Regions from separate parts of the Mus musculus genome. Here all the other regions are linked to region 1. The links are chromatin loops, found by intact Hi-C in ENCODE. Cell type or tissue: left cerebral cortex. All regions are shown on one strand. Each heading gives the region's core, and the rest is flanking DNA. Links, peaks and the distances in the headings are about the cores only. Region 1 has its middle 3.9 kb from the start of Khdrbs3. Region 2 has its middle 91 kb from the start of Gm25987. Region 3 has its middle 110 kb from the start of Gm25987.

Region 1 (6,695 bases), core at 982-5,981:
GAAGGCAAGTGTTGGGGGGCACATTTTTCCGTTAATGATTGGTGATGATAATGTGGGAGACCCCACACCACTGTAGGCAGCATTATCCCCGGCCAGACCAGGAGATCCTTGGTTGTATAAGAAAGCAGGCTGAACAAGCCATGGAGAAGAAGCCAGGAAGGAAGCAGCACTCCTCCATGGTTTCTTTGACTTTCCTCGGTGATGACTATAGTGTGGAATTGTAAGACAAAATAAAATCCTCTTTCTCCCCATGTTGGTTTTGGTTAGTAATTTATCACAACAGAGAACCCTAACTGGAATCTCAAAAAAGCACTACACCTGTTGAAGCCGCCTCCTGCAAACATGGACGCTTACTGAGGTATGCCTCTTTAATGACACTTCATAGGGCATCAGGGGAGCATCTCATCAGCAGAAAGGGATGAGCAGTGCTAACCGTTTTCCTCCTTGGCTCTTCATCAATTCTAATTCCTGTCTTGGATGAGGTCATGATGCCCAAAGTGGAAGGGGATCAAATTTGTCAGGCCTAGGATGGTGAAGGGAAGGAACTTAGCACATCAATAGCATCTTGTAGCCACCACCCCAGTTGTACACAATATACTTTGGAACTTTGTGAAGAGTGAGACAAAGCACATTTATTTGGTTAGGTACTGACAGCAGGGCTTTGATTCTAGATCACATCCTGTCACACTGTACTGTCCAATGTCACAGCCATTGTCCACACATACATGGCTAATTAACACATGAATGGGTGTTGTTAGTAGTAAACAATTACTGATAATGCTATTCAATCAATTGAATTTAAAATTTAAAATAGTGTAGACCATGCTCCCATAAATGACAACTTTGTATTTTTTGTTAGTCATTGAAAATATTTGAATGTAATTATGAAGTGCTATGGATGCAAAATACTAGATTCTTGAGATATTACCAAAAAAGGCTGTTAAAGCTCACCAATATTTTTAGATTTTTGATAACAATATTGAAATACTTTTCGGATGTGCTGGGTTCAATAAATGGCTTCATTATTGTTTGTTTCTTTTCACATTGTTGACTTCCAGACAAGTTAAAGTTATATACACAGCACACAATACCCCTCCCTGCCATCATGGTACAGTGATGTTCTACTGAGATGTCATTTGTCATGTGCTCATGGCTCCTGGGGTCAGCACTTCACATTTATCTCATGAGGATCATAGAGTAACTTCTTGTAGGGAATTATCTTTCCTTCATTTTCCAAAAGAAGCCTGAAGAAGCTGCTTTACCCCACAGTCCCTGCCTGACAAGGAGGAGGCCGCTGTCTGTGCTTGGCTCTTTAGCAGGTGGCTTCAACCAGTATGTGCTCCTGGGAGCTCAGCATGTATAACTGTGCATAGATCATTAAGCTTTGTACATTGAAATGGTGATTGATTGCAGACAAGTCTCCAGTAAGTGTAGCTAGAGAGACCAAGGAGGACCCACTGAAACGATAATATCAGCTAGAGGAATCTGGCATACTGCTGTATGCCAACCATCATCTGATGTAGAATGAAGTTGATTAAGGATGCCCTGCCTCCCTCCTCCATTAACAACAAACAGGGGTTTGGGAAGAATATATCAATGTAGGGGTGACAGCTCAGATGTGTGAAAGCTAGCAGTATGTTGTAGAGAAAGCAGAGAATGAAATGTTTGGTCACACATAGCTTCTCTTAAAGTTACTGTCAAGAAGTCTACTTTTGTTCTGAAATATTTTCTTTGGGAATTCAGTGTTCTTACATGAATATACAACTTCATGTCTGCTCTTTCTTACAAGCATTTTTGGTAAGCTTATCTCATCTTGCTTTAACTTCAGGAAAAAAATGACACTTTTAAAAAAATAGTTTATTTTCATTTTGATTACCTGTATATATGTACATCTCTGTGTTGGTATGTTCAGATGAGTGCAGGTGCCCATGGAGGTCACAAGAGGGATTCAGATGTACTGAAACTAGAGTTATAAGCATTTATAGGCCCCTGACTTGGGTGCTTGCAACAGACTTCAGGTCTCCTGCAAGAACTGCAAGTGTTCTTAATTCCTGAGCCATCTCTCTAGCCCCCAACACTGGTCATCTATCTGTACTGGACTTTAAAAATGTCATCACCTGACCAGCTTGCTGTGCATGTGTGAGTCTGATACTGCCAAAAAATATTTTATTTCTGATTATTTTACCAAACTCAAAATATGCAGTTTACTGAGCCCTCCTCTCCCCAAAAAACCCACCATGTAGACAAAATTGTTGTGTGTGTATCTTTATGCATCCTAACAGGAAACTGTGGGCTAGGAGATGGATGTGAATGTTTTTACTATCGTGGCAATAATGTTTTACATTTCAGCTGTGCTTTTCAAACTGTAGCATCTTACAAAGTGCCGGAGTGGGTGATAACTTGGTGCATTCCACCACCACATGCCACATTTTTAGAACAGTATGTGAAGGATACAGGGCAGCTCCCACATCAAGGAAACTAACAAAACCCATTTCCACCACGGCTAGATCAGAGAATGCATGGCAATTTCCATCCTGTCCTGGAACTCACGTTGTAGACTAGAACTACAGAAATCCTCCAATTCAGAAATCTGCCTGCCTCTGCCTCCCAAGTGCTGGGACTAAAGGCCTACGCCACCACACCGGCTGAGAACAATTGTTACTTGTTACACTTTCCAGGCTTAGAAATGGAGACAAAAGGATTTGGAATTACCATGGCCAGTAGGTGGGGTCAGATGGCTTTTCTGCACACACTTGGCTGTCACATTGAGGCCCCTGGACAGTGTTAATTCTTGTTCCTTTGTTGCTTCCTTTGCATGCCTACCTTTAAACACAGGAAGGCTTCCCCCGATGCTCCTTACTCTTGTTTTTCTTTGCATAACTCTTTTACTTTCTTTTGTTCTGCTCTCTCCCACTTTCTCGTTTTCTTTCCCCTACCTGCATTTCATTACCTTCTTCCCCTTTCATTTCCTTCACATTAGAATGTTCATTATTTTCCTTCTTAGGCTGACATGTCAGTCCTTGGAGTTCCTTTCAGTGGAGGCCAAAACCCAAGTGGCTGCCACACAGTTCGAACTTTTGAGGGAATGTGCTTCCGAATTTGGCCACGAGGGGGTGTGTGTGCAATAGCTGTGGCATCATCTTTGCTGAACAGGCGTTGACTGGGTAGCTTTGCTGCAGTAAAGAGAAACATGCAAGAGGACCTGGCCTTGCCATCCATCAGATTGAACGAGGACTTGCACGGAAAGCCTGTGAATACAGAGCAACAGGCTAGGTGTCTCTAGGTATGTGAGTGATTAAGCTGGAGGACATGATTCTCCTGTTTGTAGCCTGAGTGGAACAGAAATGATAGATTATCTGAGTGTACATATACGCATGTATGATCATGTGCATATGTGTTTCTCTTTGTGTACATATTATGTTCACGTGTATTCGAGGAAATGTATCTAATTCTCCTCCCAATGTCTGGACTGTTTCAACTTTCTTAGTCACACTTACTTGATGTTTGAGTTTCCTTCTGGCTGTCTTCTGCATTGAGTAGGGGCCTCGTGGAGTCACTCCTGATCTGTGGATGTGCTCTGAACATTGTGACTCCTGCCTTCCAAAGTGTCTCCTTTCCTTCCAGGGTTGCTTTCTACCCTTCCAGCCACACAGTCTAAGCTTGTGTAACCTGTTTTCTATGGCAAAAACTGGAGTCAGAGCCCAGAGTGGATCTTCTTGGTGTCTTTTGCTGTAACATGCTCATGATGGATTTCTAGGTGAGGCTATGCCATCTTTTGGTGTCCCCCTTACATAACAAAGCCACTGTCTCGAAGATTGGAGTAACAGTGATGTTAGAGAATTTATTTTTAAGGAGTGATCCCTGAATACATGACTGCTTGCATTGACCTGACTGCTCAACCAGACGCTGGGCTAAGGAGCTGAGAAGGCTCCAAGGACACAGAAGACAAAGACTCAGTGTGGTGAGCATGAACAAGAGCATAAATAACACTGGTGTAGAGAGAAGGAGGAGTCAGAAAGCATTAATGCTGTGTCTATGTGGAGGTTAGTGAGGTATAAATCTTAACTGACCCTTTCCCGGTGCTCAGAGATAATGCTTGCTGGGGAAAGATTGGTAGCTAGTAAGTAAGGGATATGGGGGCCAGAATGAGATTTGAACTTTTCCACTCATGAGAATGTAACATAGGGCTCATATCTCTTACACATTCAAAGGGAAGTTTGTAATGTGGGTAGCAATCCTTATATAGAAGAAAACTAGCTCACAGACACTGGCTGTGATTGGAGCATGCCCTGATGGTGTCAGGCACAGCAGCAGTGTGTGTGATTCACTGGAGCTGATGTCAGAGGCCAAGGGTCTGTCTCTCCCTGGGAAAGAAGGCCTGGAAGTCGGCGGAGATTATAAAATGACAACTATCCCTCTGGGGTTGCAGAGACTTGGCTGTGCTCCTTCTGGTAGCCTGGAATGATGGGTAACAGTGGCTTGGGAGATACTCCTTGCATCTCTGGGACTGAGAGTCAAGACAATGACTTGGAAAGGTAGTTATGTTCCCTTATGCCAGCTGAGGGACTCCATGGAGTGTGGACAGGAGATGTAAAGCCTTGTGTAAAGCCAACAGTGCCCTTGTGCCCTTGTCCAGAGGTGCCATTGGAGAAGACATCTTTTGCTTCTAAATCCAGAGCAGTCTCAGTCCACAGGAAGTGCTTGGCCAGAGCAGGGTATTCTAGAGAGATCTCTGGCCTAGAATCCCAAAGGCTTGAATTTATATCACTGCCGGCTGATGTCTGCAGGGGAGCTATTACTTTCTCCAAGACCCATCACCCATGGGATGGTAACTTCATGAAGAACAGCAGAGTAGCCAGCAAAACATGGAGGTGGTGCCCTGCCCTGGATCTTATGGTCCAGCCAGACTGGTGGGTGGGGACGATTTTCTGAGCCTCTTACAGGAACATCAGTCTTCTCCCCTAGAGGACCCAGCATGAGCACTCACAGGGCTGGGCACCTGCCCACTTGGAGAGTTCTGTGAGGAGGAGGGTCCAGAGCAGGCGCGTTAGCATCTCTGTTGTAGGCCTCATGGTACACAGTCCTCCTCCCCAGCTGCTGGCGGGACATCTCTGCCAAAAGCACCACTGGAGGAGGGACAGAGATCTAATCAGGCTCAGATCACTACCCGGGAAAGGGTTAGGTGTGGGAAGGGTTCAGACTAGGAGGGCCTGGAATCTCAGCTTGCCAGTGGTGGCACAGTTGGCAAAGTATAAAATTCCTCAGCCTTGGAGATTTCTTGATGAGTAAATGGTGATAAACTGAATCTTTCCTGCAGGTATCAAGAGGACGATGTATAAAGCTGCCAGAGCAGCTTGGCACTTAGTAAATGCTCATAATAAAGATAATTAGTAAATGCTTAATAAAGATAATTAGTAACTGCTTAATAAAGATACTCATCAGTGAAAGTTTAGACTACTACCGAGGCAGAAAATGGAAGACACGGGGCAGGGAGCGCTGTTTCACCAGGCACTCTGCCTGCCTCTTCTCCTCAGTAGTGTTTGTCAGAGGATCCCTGGAATTCAAGTCTAGGGAGACTAGAGCAAGAGGCATGTGCTTCTATTTAGATGTAAAGGGAGAAAAACCTTCCCTTAAGAACTCCCCAACTGCCTCACATCTGGCCCCCCAAGAACTATGTTATGTCAGGGACTGCTGACATAACATAGTTCTTGGGGGGCCAGATGTGAGGCTCAGACTTGGGCCACACTGCATGGCCAGACCGGCATGGGGCTCAGGGTCAGAAGCAGGATCTACCCTTATGAGCTTGCTCTGCTGGGGTTGTGCTCTGTCTTCAGCATCAAGGAGCACACAGATGGTGTTGCCTGCTGCCTTTCGAAGCTTCTGCCTCAGAAAGCAGCCATGCGAGGGAGACTGCCACAGAACAGTCTGGCTTTCATTTTGTGCCTGGTGATTGTGAAATAGTACATCCTTATGAGGTTCCTAAGAAATAATCTTTTCTCATCTCCATAGGATAGATGAAGAGACTGAGGCACAAATGACCTAAGTTTGCTAAAAGGTCAGAACTAGTTAACCACTGTATTTTACTGCCACTTGCCAGTTCTGACTAAAGAGAGACAAGGGGGAGGTTGTTGTCGGGGACGCTACAGTAGTACCTAACCTGCAACCAAGTCCACACAAGGCTGGAAAAGGGATCAGGTGCTTGGGGGATTCCTTCAGCACACTGTTCTGGCGCTCTCTCCACATCCGTCCCTGACAACAGGTGTTAGAGACCTCTCCCTCAGACAAAATTTGCTGTTCCCCAAGATAGCCCTAGGCTAGTGAAAGCGGAGTTGTAGTTCTGTGAAGGGCTTTAGAGTACAGGGAGAGGAAAAAAACGAAGCAATTAAGGTTTTTCTAGGGAAGTCTTGAGCACTGTCAAGGGACTCTGGTTATCGAGGTTGGGGTTATGATATCCTCTGAACAGGGACTCAGGAGTCCTTGGTCTAGTGTGAGACATTTATTCCACACACCTCAGAGGATCTAAAAGGAGCCTAGGAGAGCATTTGCTGGGGTCTGGTTGCCTGTCGGAGGGCGACAGAAGACATCACCACCATGCGTGGTGTGGTAGGTTCCCTACTGGAGACAGTTTAGAGAGACTCATTCATCCACGTCCAGACACCACCATATAAGGAGAAGGGCAACACGGAGCAAGTCTC
Region 2 (6,695 bases), core at 538-5,537, 340 kb before region 1:
GCTATTTGGCTATGTTTGGCTCTGACAGGAGCTTTATACCTGTAGGATTACTCCAATAGAACTCTTTTATGTGATACATGTAGCTATGAAGCATAGAAAATAGTATATTTACATAATAGCCTTTGAAGCATCCTTTATATTATTTATTCCACCCACATTCCTTCCTCTGCTATTCCTGCCTTCTCTTACCCCACTTAGCCCCCATCCATTAATTCACATTTTCCCTTATTTCCCTCACATTTCAAATTATTCCCTTCCCAGTTTCCTCTCCACAAACACTCTATCTCATCCCCCATCCCCTTGCTTCTATGAGGGTGCTTCCCCATCTACCCACCCACTCCCACCATAGAAAGATCACTGTCCTTAGACAATCTCAGAAATCTTAGAGGAGTAAGCTCCAGGCTTCTGCCAGTTGTGACTTTCTAGACAACTTCTATGTCTGATATGGCCAGGATGGGGAGGACGCTCAAAACCAATGCTATTCAGCACTTAGATTAATTAATCTACCAAATAATTTCTCCATGTTTTGGGTTTTTTGGCCAAGTTTACTGTAGTAGGCCTGTTTCCTCCTATGGAGTTTACCTTAAATTCAACCAGACAGCAGGTAGTTACCTCTGTAATACTTGTGTTGCCATTATGCCAATGGTCATATCTTTTTAGACTGATCATGAAACAATTTGTTATAGAACATTTAGAATTTAGCTGAAGGGTTGAGGAAGAAGTCTCATTTCCTCCCTATCATATGGTTGACTGTCTTTCAGTTTATACAAAGCTATGCAATAAAGCCTTTAACATTGGTTTTAAAGATTCCTGAATTTTGACAAATATAAGAATTTCAGGGATTTATGGGATGGATATAAGACCTACATCAGTTTTATTTCTGTCAGAACTATTAACAGGTGATGGTCCAGGGGAGGTAGAGTTTGTTTTCTTTAAGTGCATGGTCCCCAGTAGATGGACCATGGGAATCTTATGTATATATGGGCAGTGTTAACTGCACTCAGTGTTTTTTTTTTTTAAGAAAATAAAAAGTAGGTAGAAAGTTGGATCTTTGAGGAGGTAGGAAGAGTAGGGTGAATATGGTCAAAATATATTTTATACATGCAAGCAATTCAGAAGAATTAATACAAATATTATGTATTGAAAATTTTTCTTTGAAAGGCACACTTTAATTGATAATTTAAAAAATACCCACAAAATCTTTTTCACTTACACCTACATGCTGTGGGATGTAGGCCTTTAGTCAAGTATGACTGAAAGATGGAAGAGTGGCTTTGTAGAGGTGGTAGTATGGGCAAACATTCTTGGTGTTTGGGTAGGCATCCATCATGGAAAGAATTGGAAGGAAGGATGAGTAGACCCAAGCTTAGGACCAGCAGGGACTGTGGACTGCAGGCATTTTCTACAAGCCTAGGAGCACTTAAGTATAAATAGCAAGACAGATGGTAGGGGATGAGCCAAGACAACAGTAATGAAGAGATTGAGGGGGGTCCTCTATGCTAAGTGTGGAGGCTTAAATTCACATCTTTTGGGTGATTCCCACGACAGCTAGAGTGAGTCACCTGCCCCTGTGTCTAGACATGATGGAATATAAAAAGATTCATGGGACATATGAACATTGGTGGAGTTAAACTCTCTTCTCAGCTGAAGATGTCAGAGACAGTTTTTTCCCTTCTATTCCCCCTCACTTAAGGATGAGGGTTCTAAGAATTATCTGTACATAACAAGATCAAAGAGGGGAAAGAAGGGATTGCTTTCTTGAATGGAAAGCCCGATCCTCAAATTTTCAGGCCGTGGGGTGTTCTGATTTGCACATCTGGACTCACTGAACATTTTTCTCTTTAAGTCTCCGTGGCTTCAAAGAGGAATCCAAAGAGAGGAGACCAGGTGTCATGCTGTGTTTTGGACTTTAGTCATCTACAGGGTCCTTTTTGATCTGTGATAGGAGAAAACATTGCACATTGCATATTCATGAATATCTGCATTAGATATGGCCTGGGTCATAGAGTTAAAGATAACAAAGGAAAGCAAGGCAAAGGGCTTTAGCAGGCAGCAGGCAGGGAACTCTCACTCAAAGCAAGAGGCAAGATTGATGAGGGAGGAGACTCATAGAAATCTGGTTGAGGTTCATAAAGCTCCATGCCTTTATGATGAGCCAGAAGTTTAATATATAAATGTTCTGGGCCCATTTGCCACATTTCTGCTCAGAAGAAACATGCTGATTCCATGGGAAGGTCTCTAGATTGTTCTTGAACATTAGGCTTAGATAGCTTTCACATGTCCTGTTGCCCTTTCTCTTTCCTTCTTTGCCTCATATTCTAACTTCTGTCCATTGATTAATCATATCTTGTCATTAGCCACTGATTGTATCCAAACTGTACTTAAGGAGTTTATACACCTAGTCATTGTAAGATCATAATGTAGCCAAGGACCAAAGAGAGACCTTGATATTGGGTTACACCAGAGTGAGAATTCTGGCTGTCCCATTAAACAGGATAAGTTATTTAGCAATGGAAGAGACATAAAGAAAGAATGTAGGTCTCAGACTCCCTTCCCAACACTCTATTTCTTAAGGAAACTCTAGAAAAACTTGTGTGACATCATCTTCTTACCTAGCTAACAATGCCTGCGCACTAAGGACAGGAGGGCCAACTAGTGGGAGGTAGAGGCAGATGATGCAGAGAAGTAGGATGGTCAGACAGTCTAGAAGTGCTGATTCTCAGGGGTGGGTGAAACTTGGCTAAGAACCTAACAGCATATGTCCCCAAATGGCAAGTCCCTTCTTGTACCACCCCCAAGCCATGGCACGGTACTAGAAGGGCTACAGATGGAGTTCCAGTCATTCAAAGAAGAGAAAGGGCATGGAGCTGCTAAGACAGCTGGGCTGCATCAGAAGTGCTACACTAAGCCCACTCACACATGTGCTCTGCAGAAACCTCTGTGGAGCTCAGCTGATGCAGATGGGGCCTCTAGAGTCCCATTGGGTATGGCTTCCTATGATTAGTTGCTTACTCCATAACTGAAGTTTGTTGAAAGTTTCAGTGTCAGACACATTTTGTGTGCTACTTGCTCTTCTTTCTACCTTTGTAATAATCCTGAGGCAGAAATTATCATTTTCATTTCACTAGTAAGGAAATCAATGTTAAATTAAGTACAGCAATTCTTTTATGTTTATTCAGCTAGGGTTGAGTTCAGGCGTGTTTAGCTGAAAGGTCTTTTATCTGTCTTAATTTATATGTTAATATTAACTAATTGAAGTGAAGAAGCAGACAAGATTCCTGCTCTCATGGTGCTTTCATGACCACAGCATGATTATATAATTATTAAAGAGAGCAGACAACTAATAAAAATATATACCATTTTATATGTCATATATCTTATAAAGCTAACCAAACCAAGACAAACAAACAAGCCACTTGGCATGTCAATAGGGATTACTTTAGTCTGGGTGATTTGAGAAAGTTTTTGTATTGATCTGGAAATGATCAGACAATGAAAAATACTAGTCAAACCCAGGGTAGAGTCCAGCCCATCACATCACACACGTCACAGCATTTCACTCCACCAACCCCTTCCCATCCTGTTTCTTGCCATCCATCAATCCCATCTCATCCTATCCTACTGAGTCCCTTTCCATTTATACTATTCCATACCACGTATTATATCTCATACAAAAACAATTCTATTCTATTTCATTCTATTTCTTCAAGCCCTAATCTACTCCTTCCCTTTCATCTGACCCATCTCATACTGTTCCATGTCATCCCATGTCATCCCATCCCGTCCCATTTGTTCCATTCTGTCCCATCTATTTAATCCTCTCTCATCCCATCCCATCTCATCCAATTCAATCCCACCCCATCCCATTCGAGAAATCCTATTATTATTCCATATTACCCACCCTATCTTACCTATTTTATCCTGTTCCATTCCTTTCCATACATAACTCTCTGAAAACTATTATTGCATCCACAAAGGCTCTCATTGCAGTCTGATCATTGAGTTATCCATCACACAATCATGAGCACTGAGATTCAAGATTGGTAGGACTGTTATGTGGTCAGATTTATTTGAAATTATTAGCACATGATATAGAAAACAGCCAAGTGTGGGAGAAAAATACGTGTATCCTATCGTGTTTGCTTTTCAGCTAAAGAAAGAGATGTGGAGAAAATAATTTTCACTAACAACTCTTTTAGTCAGATAACTCTGTGTTACCTATTAGGTAGGATCTGGGCTAAATGTGCCCAACAGTAGATCAGTACAATCTGGTTGACTACTGTTGAATGGGGACTCGAATATTTACATTTTTTTCTCATTATCAGAGGTCTGAATTCTTTAATTCAGATTAAATAAAGATTCTTTAAATCTACAAGATGTTTGAGGAACTCACCATGTTTTAAACCTATGTTCCTTCTTTTTCTTCCACCAAATTTCCTCCATCACTTCTCAGTTTCCCTGAAGTTTGAAATCATCAAATGGTAGAATTGCGATTTATGTGTTCTTTCATTCATTGAGTCACTTTCCTGAAAAATCATTTGGAGTGGTCTTAAAAGGACTTTTATTCAGCTATAAGGAAAAACACCACTATTATATTCATAAGAAAAGCCACAGAGGGGCTGTTCTTGGGGGAGAGGGTTGATTTCTTGCCCCTCATCCCCTATTCTCATATTCTGTCTCCTCCATTCCTTTCTCTATTTCTCTCCCTACTAAAATGAGCTAAAGAAACTTGTATATTACATGTTTCTTCTGCCATGATGCTGAACTCAAAGTGTATGGGCCAAGCAACCATGGACAAAATCAACTCTATGTGACTATAAGCAAGTCAAGCCTTTCTTAAGTTGCTTTATCAGGTATTTTGTCCCAGGGACAGAAAAATAACTAATCCCCTTAGAATTTCGTGGCTTATTCCTACCCCACTGTTGCTGCTTGGCTTTAGTAATATTCCAGCTTTTTACATTATAGTTTAGAATTCTTTGCTTGATTTTAATATTTAAAACCTGGAAGGACATGTCTACACACGCGATCTGAAAACAAACAAACAAATAAACAAACCACCAAGTTCTTTCTATTCTCTCCTAGACCTACTACAGTGAGATGATACTCTCTTCCTTTTACATCAAATTGATGTCTTCAAGGTTTCTAATGAACTCCATAGTATTAAATGAAGTAACTCTTTGGGTCCTCATTCCTCTTGTCCTATTTTCATTCTTCGTACAGATAGTTCCTCACTCAATCCTCAGCATAACACTTGTGACTGTCTAGAGTTCTTGAATTTCATCATTCCTCTGTGGCGGATCTTTTCGATTACCACTGAGCCACATCTCCTTTCCTAACCTTGAAACTTTAAGGATTCAGTGCTCAGTGCTGGAGTTCTTCTTTTTTCATACTTACATACATTTTGTGATCTCATCTAGTCTTGGAGTTTTAAAAAGCATCTAGCCACAGACAACCTCCTTTGAGCTTCAAATTCTATACTACTAGATATCTCATTTGAATGCCTAAAAGACATCTTAATTTAACATGTCTAAAACCAGATCTTCCCCCAACAAACCTGTTCTTCCTCCAAACTTCCAAAGTTTAGTAAACGAGCTCTCAGAAAAAGTCATTCTGTTTTCTCAGACTAAAATCTTCTCTTAGATCCTACAGCTAATCTATTAGCAAGCTCGTTGGTGATCCTTCAAAACAGAGTGAGAAGACTATTCTTCAAATCTCAGGTATTCTCATATGATTTACAGTTCGCTTTGGCTTGGATTGTAATAATGTTCTTTTCTTCCCTATTCAGTCTATTTCCAATACCAGAGTCATTAACAGAAAGCAACAGTAATTATAATTATAATATTGATGTATTATTGGAGTTTACACTTCCATATATCTCATTTTTATCTTTGGCAATATAGGACCATGGGAAGATTTGTAAAGGTGTCATGAAAGTTTCTCTCCCTCGTTGCTTAATCAAACATTAATCAAGGTTACCATTTCAAAGGATTTTGTAGATGTCATTAACATCTCAAATTAACTGGTCTTACAATAAATATAGAGGCATTTTCCCATCAGAGAAGCTCTTTAAAACAGAATTTTCCCCAGCTAGTAGCAAGGAATAGAAATTGGAAGCATGAACACTGTTGGCTTTGGAGGAGGACAGGTGGTATATCAGGGAGGGCAAATGGCCTATAAGAAGGAGTTGTGATCCCTTGAGCAGAGCTGACAGGGAAATGAGGATCTCAATTGTAATGCTACCAGAAACAATTTAAACAAATACCCTTCCTTGGTAATTTCAAAGAAGAGACTGCCTCATGTTTTGATTTTAATCCTGAGGAACCCTAAGCACAGAGATTACGGTCAGAGATTTCACCTATGAAGTCTACCTATAATTCCATATATGGAACTTTGAGATGAAAAGAGCATATTATTTTAAACAATTGGTTTTATGGTTATCATTGTGCAACAATAGATATCTATGCAGGAAATAATGAGACAGTGGTTCCCTCTATGGTAGATGGCCTAGTCGGCCATCACAGGGAAGAAAGGCCCCTTGGTATTGCAAACTTTATATGCCCCAGTACAGGGGAATGCCAGGGCCAAGAAGCGGGAGTGGGTGGGTAGGGGAGCAGGGTGGAGGGAGGGTATAGGGAACTTTCGGGATAGCATTTGAAATGTATATAAAGAAAATATCTAATAATAAATAAATATAA
Region 3 (6,695 bases), core at 895-5,894, 360 kb before region 1:
GGAGGTCTGATCATGCAGTGTTCTCTCGTCTCAAGAAGTTAGATACTTGCGTTTTTCACATTGTTCACTTATAGTTAAGGCATATGGCACTAGAGAGTGGATCATTTGAGCCCTGGCATGTTTTTGAATGACCCTACAGCAGAGCAGCAGGAAAAAGCCTTCCTCGTGTGGTGGGAAGGAAGACCCTCACTAAACATGTACATCTGTGCTGGTATGCCAGCTGTTGCTGTGAAGGGCACAGGAGATGCCAGATGATGGGCACAGATCTGGCCAGATCAGGCTGGCCAGATGATGTTTCCAGTCTTGGGGTGGTGTCTCATTTTGCTTTCAGTTATATGAACCTCCTCATGCACTTTAGGAGTAAGCACCCACAGGGTCCATTGTTGCCTGGATCAGAAATTTAAATTCCCTCAAATGGTCATCAAGAGTAGTGCATTTACTTCTTTCTCATGGTTCCAGACCCACAGATTTCTACTACTGGTAGAGACATGTCATGTGATGGCTATTAAAGTCCTCACTGGGTATTCTCCTTAAACTAGTTCCTCAGTCATCCCTGAGGGGCACGGGCCCTTGGTCTTTCGCATCAGTGACTTTTAGGTAGTATAGTGTTGCAAAGGCACAGAGGGTCCTGTGTTATGTAGGTACCCCCTTCCCTCCTGCTAAACTATGTGCCACTTATATATAACCTACTCTGGGGTAGTAATATATAGGTCATTATTCTCAGGTTATCAAGTCAGATTTCTCTGATCCCTCAGTTAGTGGAGCTGAGGCCTTGTGGCAGGACAGGCAAACCCATGATCACCATGAGCCCATCCATGTCTTGACTATATGGCTGCCTGTTAGGATTTTACTGCTGTGAACAGACACCATGACCAAGGCAAGTCTTATAAAAAACCAACATTTAATTGGGGCTGGCTTACAGGTTCAGAGGTTCAGTCCATTACCATCAAGGTGGGAGCATGGCAGTATCCAGGCAGGCATGGCACAGGAGGAGCTGAGAGTTCTATGTCTTCATCCAAAGGCTGCTAGGGGAAGACTGACTTCCAGGCAACTAGGGTGAGGATCTTATATCCACACCCACAGTGACACACCCATTCCAACCAGGTCACACCTATTCCAACAAGGCCACACGTTCAGATGGTGCCACTCCCTGGTCCAAGGATATACAAACCATCACACTGACCTTCTGCGATAAGAGGAGAGCAGTATAAACAACCTTTGAATTTTGTAGAAATGGCACCACGACCTTGCTTTGTTCTTGTTGAAAAGCCCAGTTTCCATCTTAGCAAGCACAGAAGAATCAGCATCATGTCTTTTGGTTCTTATCACCCTATAGCAGCTCAGTTAACTCACACGGATCCAGAGCTTTATATCGGCACTGTTAAATGCTCTACTCATTCTACCTTTCTTTTGAGAGCCTCCTGGTGGCTCTAGCTTAAGCCTCATTGTTCTCTATAGGTGCTCCTCAGCTGCGACCCCAGCCATCACCAACACTTGCTCTATTGTACCTTCCTGGTTTGTGGACCTGACACCTACCCAAAAGGTTCCTCAGAAAGTTAAGGTAAGTGGGAGTTATATTTTTGATATTTGATATGCCCAAGCAAACATTTACTTTATGCTCACATTGGATTTAAATTTGGCAATATTATAAATACCTATGGTGTAAATGATTTTGGCTTAAAAGTAATTACTTCATATGCCTAACTCCCTCTGTTCCTACTGAGAAGTTCAAAGCCACCCCTATTCCCATACTGTTTTTTGGAACTCACCCTGTATATTGATTTAAAATTTTTTAGTTTGAAATTTCAGGTGTGCTTTTCCTTGGGCCTTCAGAGTGTTTTAATCACCCTCTTATTTCGTATTCAGAGAACAGTTGTGTACCTTCATGCTTGGAAATACACTTACATTTTTTTCTGTGATAATATCCTCCCTTCCATTTTCTCTGATTTCTTGGGAAACTCTTTATTAGTTGGCCACTCAACCTCGTGGACTGATCTAATTTTCTTGTCTTTCCTCTCCTATTATTAATTGCCTACCTTTTCTCCTACTTTCAGAGAATTTTTTATTTTTTACTTTATTGTTAAGCATTTATTTTGAACTTCTTTAAAGTTTGAATCATTGTATTAAAAAATTCTGAGAATGCTCACTTGTTCACCGTATCTACCATTTATGAAAAGATTTTCCTTGTTTTATGGATTATGCCATCTCCCTTTATTCCTCTGAGGACATTAATTACATGTTCCTTGGAGATTTTTATGCTTCCTGCATTGGTTCAGTTGCCACTGTATTTTTTTTTTTTTGTTCACATCTCTTTTCTTAAGTAGGACAATTTCTTTAAAATTTCCAAGTTCTTCATTGTCTCTGCAAACTAATGAGTTATGCTGCACCACGGTTCCACTCGTGGGCCACAGAAGGCCAAGGGATTGACATGTCTTTTCCTCATACATTTTTTTTCCACCATGGAGCTATGAATCCTCTCCTCCAGTCACATATATAAACTGCATCCATTCTCATCAGTGTATACCCAGCACTTAATTCAGTTCTCCAGGATGATAAACCTTTGGCACTGTGGGTCAATGGGGGGCTTTGATGCATGTATCTCCTTCACTCCAATCTTCCCATTAGTCCTTTCCCTTGCATTCCCTTTTCTTTCTATACTACCTTCTGTTACCAGTTTCTAAGTCATCTTTTCTACCTAGATGAGAAATTAGACTGGCTTTTTTCCATACAGGCACTTGGGGCTGAGATACTCCCCCTACAAGTCATTGGTTGTCTTCCCTCTGCATCCCATCTTCCAAAATTGTGGCTTACAACATATCTTATTTTGATTAAAATTGAACTGTGAGGTTTATTTTCACTTTCACTTTTCTAATTCTTGCTATCAGAGGATGTGTTGGGGAAAGAGAAGGTAGCAGAAATGTATTTAGTTGGACATCTTAAGAGGAGATGTCTTCTGTAAAAACTTTTAGGGAAGTTTCTTTCAGAAATTTTTGGTCGTAATGCCTTAAAGCACAGGGAACTGTTAGTAAAATGTTGGCAAGGGCTCCCTAAAATCTTTGCCAGCAGTTCGCCTTTCACTTAGGGAATCTCATATTTTCAACTTCGAATCCTTTAAAAAAGCAACTCTAGGTCTCTAGTAAAAAAGACACCCCAGATGTGCTGCCTGTAGTGGGGGAAGGGTGTGGTTAGCATGGCAGATTATATCCTTGGCTTCCAGTGCTCTCCTGAGTGTGGTTGTGGCTGGGGAAGAAAACCTGTTTGGGGCCCAGTTTTCAGTGAGTTCTCTTGGCTCAGCTCCCTATATTGCTGTTGCTGCTTTTCATCTCACCCAATTCACCTAAGTCCTGGACTTCTTGCTTCACGGTGCAAGATAAAAAAATTCACACTCACACACACAAAATTTTCACTTCCTTCAGTCCACTAACACACAGCTGAGATGCCATCTACTCCATGACATCAATTACTTCTCTGTGCGCTCCTTTCTGGAGCTTTGATTCAGTTCTTCAACTGACAATGGATTTTCTGCAGGTGTTGCCCTCATTGTGGCATAAATGCTTTTTAACCCTTTGTAGTTACAGAGGATAAGAGGAAGGTGACTGACTTGCAGTGTCTGGAACACATTACTACTGTCTATGACTTTGGACAAGCTGTCAACATCTTTTGCCTCCATTTTCTATCTGTAAAATAATAATACTCAGAAAATCCCCCTGGTAAGATTTTTTTTTTTTTTTTTTTGGAGCAATGAGGTCATCCGAAGAAATTAATGGCAATGTCACATGTGATACAGTGACTCATAATTGTTATTTACAGATGTTATTCACAATTACAATCTCAGTGCAATGGTAGGATGGAAGGAGGGTGGACCTTTGCTTCTACTCTCTGTTGAGAACTAGAAGCTGTGCACCTTTGCTGAGATTGACATGTTTGCATAGATACACCAGGAGTAAATGAGCTGACACATGCAGAACACACAGATCATGGCTGACCTGGAGTCATTCTTACTGGTAGACACTCAATTTTTGATTGTTGAAGGAAACTTTTATGTGAAATGAATGACAGCCCTGAAGGATATGTAAATTGATTTACTCCTGATTGCCCTGCTTCCTCTGTAATTCCATTTTTATTTCATTAGAGAGTAGGAATAATACTGGCAGATACTCGCCAATACTACAGCACTGATGCGTATGATCAGTTTTATATAAACAGTGAAGGGCATGTTGATGATCTTGTCTACTCATGAGCATGGGCGACACCAAAAGACAACATGAGAAGAGGCATTGCATGCCTTTATCCAGGGAGATGAGAACAAATGTCTGTTCACTCCAGATCAAGCATCGTGGACAGACCAAAGAATTGATGCCTCTTAGGTCTACCATAAGGCAAAGTTTACTGGAGTTATGCCTAGGAGCATCACTAGGTCAAGGTAGATGCAGAACTGGAAACCCTACCCAGCGTAAGTGGCAAGTAATGACAGCCAGATTCCTTGAGTTCCCTGTTCGACTTGCAGGCAGCTCCACTGCAGCCTCCTCTCTAGTGTCTTGGATACTTTTCCTGGTACTCTGATAAAATACCCTGACCAAAGCAATGTAAGAGAGAAAGGTGTACTTTCGCTCACAGTTCAAACAAGGTAGTCCATCCTGACAGGGAAGTAAAGGCAGCAGGAAGTCGAAACAGCTGGTTTGTGAATTCTCTACCTCCCTAACTCCTTTCCTCCTTCTGCCCTCACTGCCCCACCTTCATCCACCCCTTGCTCCAAGAGGGAGTGATTCAATTCAGAGGAATTTCAAGAAGAAATGCCCACAGAATGGTGTTCAAGATGTTTGGAAATTCCACCTGTTCCAAAACAAAATGCTGCATGTTCTACGTTTTCCCCCAGAGTCTGATGGTGATAAAGAATGACCAATTAGTGTCAGAATCTCTAGACTGGTAGGTGAGACTTCCCTGCTACAATGATGTTCAGTGTAGATCTAGGTTAGTGTGTGTGTGTGTGTGTGTGTGTGTGTGTGTGTGTGTGTGTGTGTGTGTGTTGGGGAGAGATGCTACCATTCATGATCACAGTGGGAGATACCACATTGCTTGTTTGCCTGAAGTTCACAAATACAATTTTGGTGAAAAGGAGCCAGTATAGGCGGCTACCTCTTCTAAGTCTCTGTATGGAGACCCAGGATTACTATTCAGTGTCTCCAAGCCGAGAGAATCCTCTTTCTCAAACCTGAGATTTATTTTAGTAACTTTTCTCTGTTGCCACTATCTTGTGGCTTCAGACACCCCTCTTTACCTAATTCTTTGTATCAGAATCATTTGTTCATTGCTGAGGGTCCTTCTTCAATTTCTATCTCAGCTTCCCAGCCTTCCAGACCTCTGCACTCAGTTCCTTGTTCACCCTGTTTACAAGGAAGCTAATTATATTTCCCTGTGCAAAAGCCCAGTTTTGACTTTGCGGCTGTGCTCAGCCTCTTGGGGTTGGGGGTGGCAGATAGGAATTTTAGTGGTCCTGACTGTACATCACATGGCCTAAAAATACTCACAAATTGGTCTTCTCTTTCCTAACCAGGCTGGCCCTTAATGGAAAGGCAAACTCTTTGGAGAATTCAGAAGGACTATTACTTCTCACGGACGGCATTGTCTATAAATAGCAGTGCTTTCCAGGTAGCGAGATGCTGGCTTTCACAGCCTTGTGCTCATATCATTCCAGGGGAGATTTAATGCTGTGGGAAAATTCTGGGAGCCAGAAGATTGCTGGGAGCTCTAGAGCTTGGGGATAGGCACAGTGAGGCTCCCAGGAGCCCTGTTCTTAACTCTCAACCTGTGAGCAGGGACACTGGGAAAACACATTTGCATCTGAGCTGGGGCCTGGCCTGGCGCCTTAGGATCTTAATGCAGAGAGCGGCTACCCATCATAAATGCATTGCAAATCATGGATGCAGTCTCCTAGTAGTCATGTTTTTTTTTTAAAGTGCTAACACTTTAAAAACATAATTTTAATTTTTTTGTTATTTAATTCACTAGATACAAAACTTCACATTTCAACCTGAAGTTACATAAATGGGATATATTCCCCATTCCTTTTTGCTGTGTTTTGAAATATGGCATTCATTCATATATCTCATTCATCCTTAGTTGAACTCACACTTTTTATTGGAGTTACTCAAATTACTTGAATGTCTTAAAATTGGTGGTTAGAAAAGTGTCCTCAACAACTCTTATTTCAAATGATGTTAGGAGCTTTCTAATAAATAACTTGAGTTTTCATATTGAGATTGGTATTTAAAGTTACCAAAATTAGAAAGTGACTCTTCAGTTGTACCAATCACATTTAAAGGACTCGGTGGTCTCATGTAGTTCCTGGTGATTCTATTTCATAATGTCAGCATCAGTGACGAGACATCAGAGCGAGCCCAGCTGTATGGGTAGAGCTTGGATCTAAGATCTATTACTCAGGTCTGGATGACCTTGGGTATATAGCTTACCCTTTTTCTGCATCAGTTCTATCATCTATAAAAGAGGGAAGTGGAGTGTGAAGGTTATGTGGAGGCAGGTCTGTCTCTGCCTGAGGGAAAAAAAGGGGGTTTTTCAAGGGTAGTAGCATCTAGCTGCATCTTTAATGATTGCCAGGAGTTTACTGGAAAGAAAGGAGCTAGGTTGGGGTTGCTTCACATCATGGAAGAGATGTGAAGGCAGAAGAGTTCAGGGAG

The links. Hi-C counts contacts between places; a loop is a spot of excess contacts. Peaks named below come from ENCODE experiments on the same cell type or tissue, not always from the same donor. Only the 100,000 strongest peaks of a DNase experiment are listed, where the experiment ranks them.
Region 2: it touches region 1 in a loop (4-fold over the local background); 3 of 42 quality-filtered maps call a loop at or near these places.
Region 3: a loop joins it to region 1, with 2.4 times the contacts of the local background. A loop is called at or near these places in 3 of 42 quality-filtered maps.

What each region holds. Positions count from the first base shown.
Region 1 is chr15:68,921,187-68,927,881 of GRCm38, forward strand. No RefSeq gene overlaps it. Among named protein-coding and RNA genes, the nearest start is that of Khdrbs3, 3.9 kb to the right of the region's middle. In left cerebral cortex, for the core only: a CTCF peak has its summit at 3,099; DNase peaks (open chromatin) are centred at 2,445, 3,122, 3,816, 4,357 and 4 more places; H3K27ac peaks cover 722 bases.
Region 2 is chr15:68,576,885-68,583,579 of GRCm38, forward strand. No RefSeq gene overlaps it. Among named protein-coding and RNA genes, the nearest start is that of Gm25987, 91 kb to the right of the region's middle. In left cerebral cortex, for the core only: no CTCF peak of the experiment used is centred there; DNase peaks (open chromatin) are centred at 1,491, 2,801 and 5,509; H3K27ac peaks cover 1,462 bases.
Region 3 is chr15:68,557,716-68,564,410 of GRCm38, forward strand. No RefSeq gene overlaps it. Among named protein-coding and RNA genes, the nearest start is that of Gm25987, 110 kb to the right of the region's middle. In left cerebral cortex, for the core only: no CTCF peak of the experiment used is centred there; a DNase peak (open chromatin) is centred at 3,132; H3K27ac peaks cover 506 bases.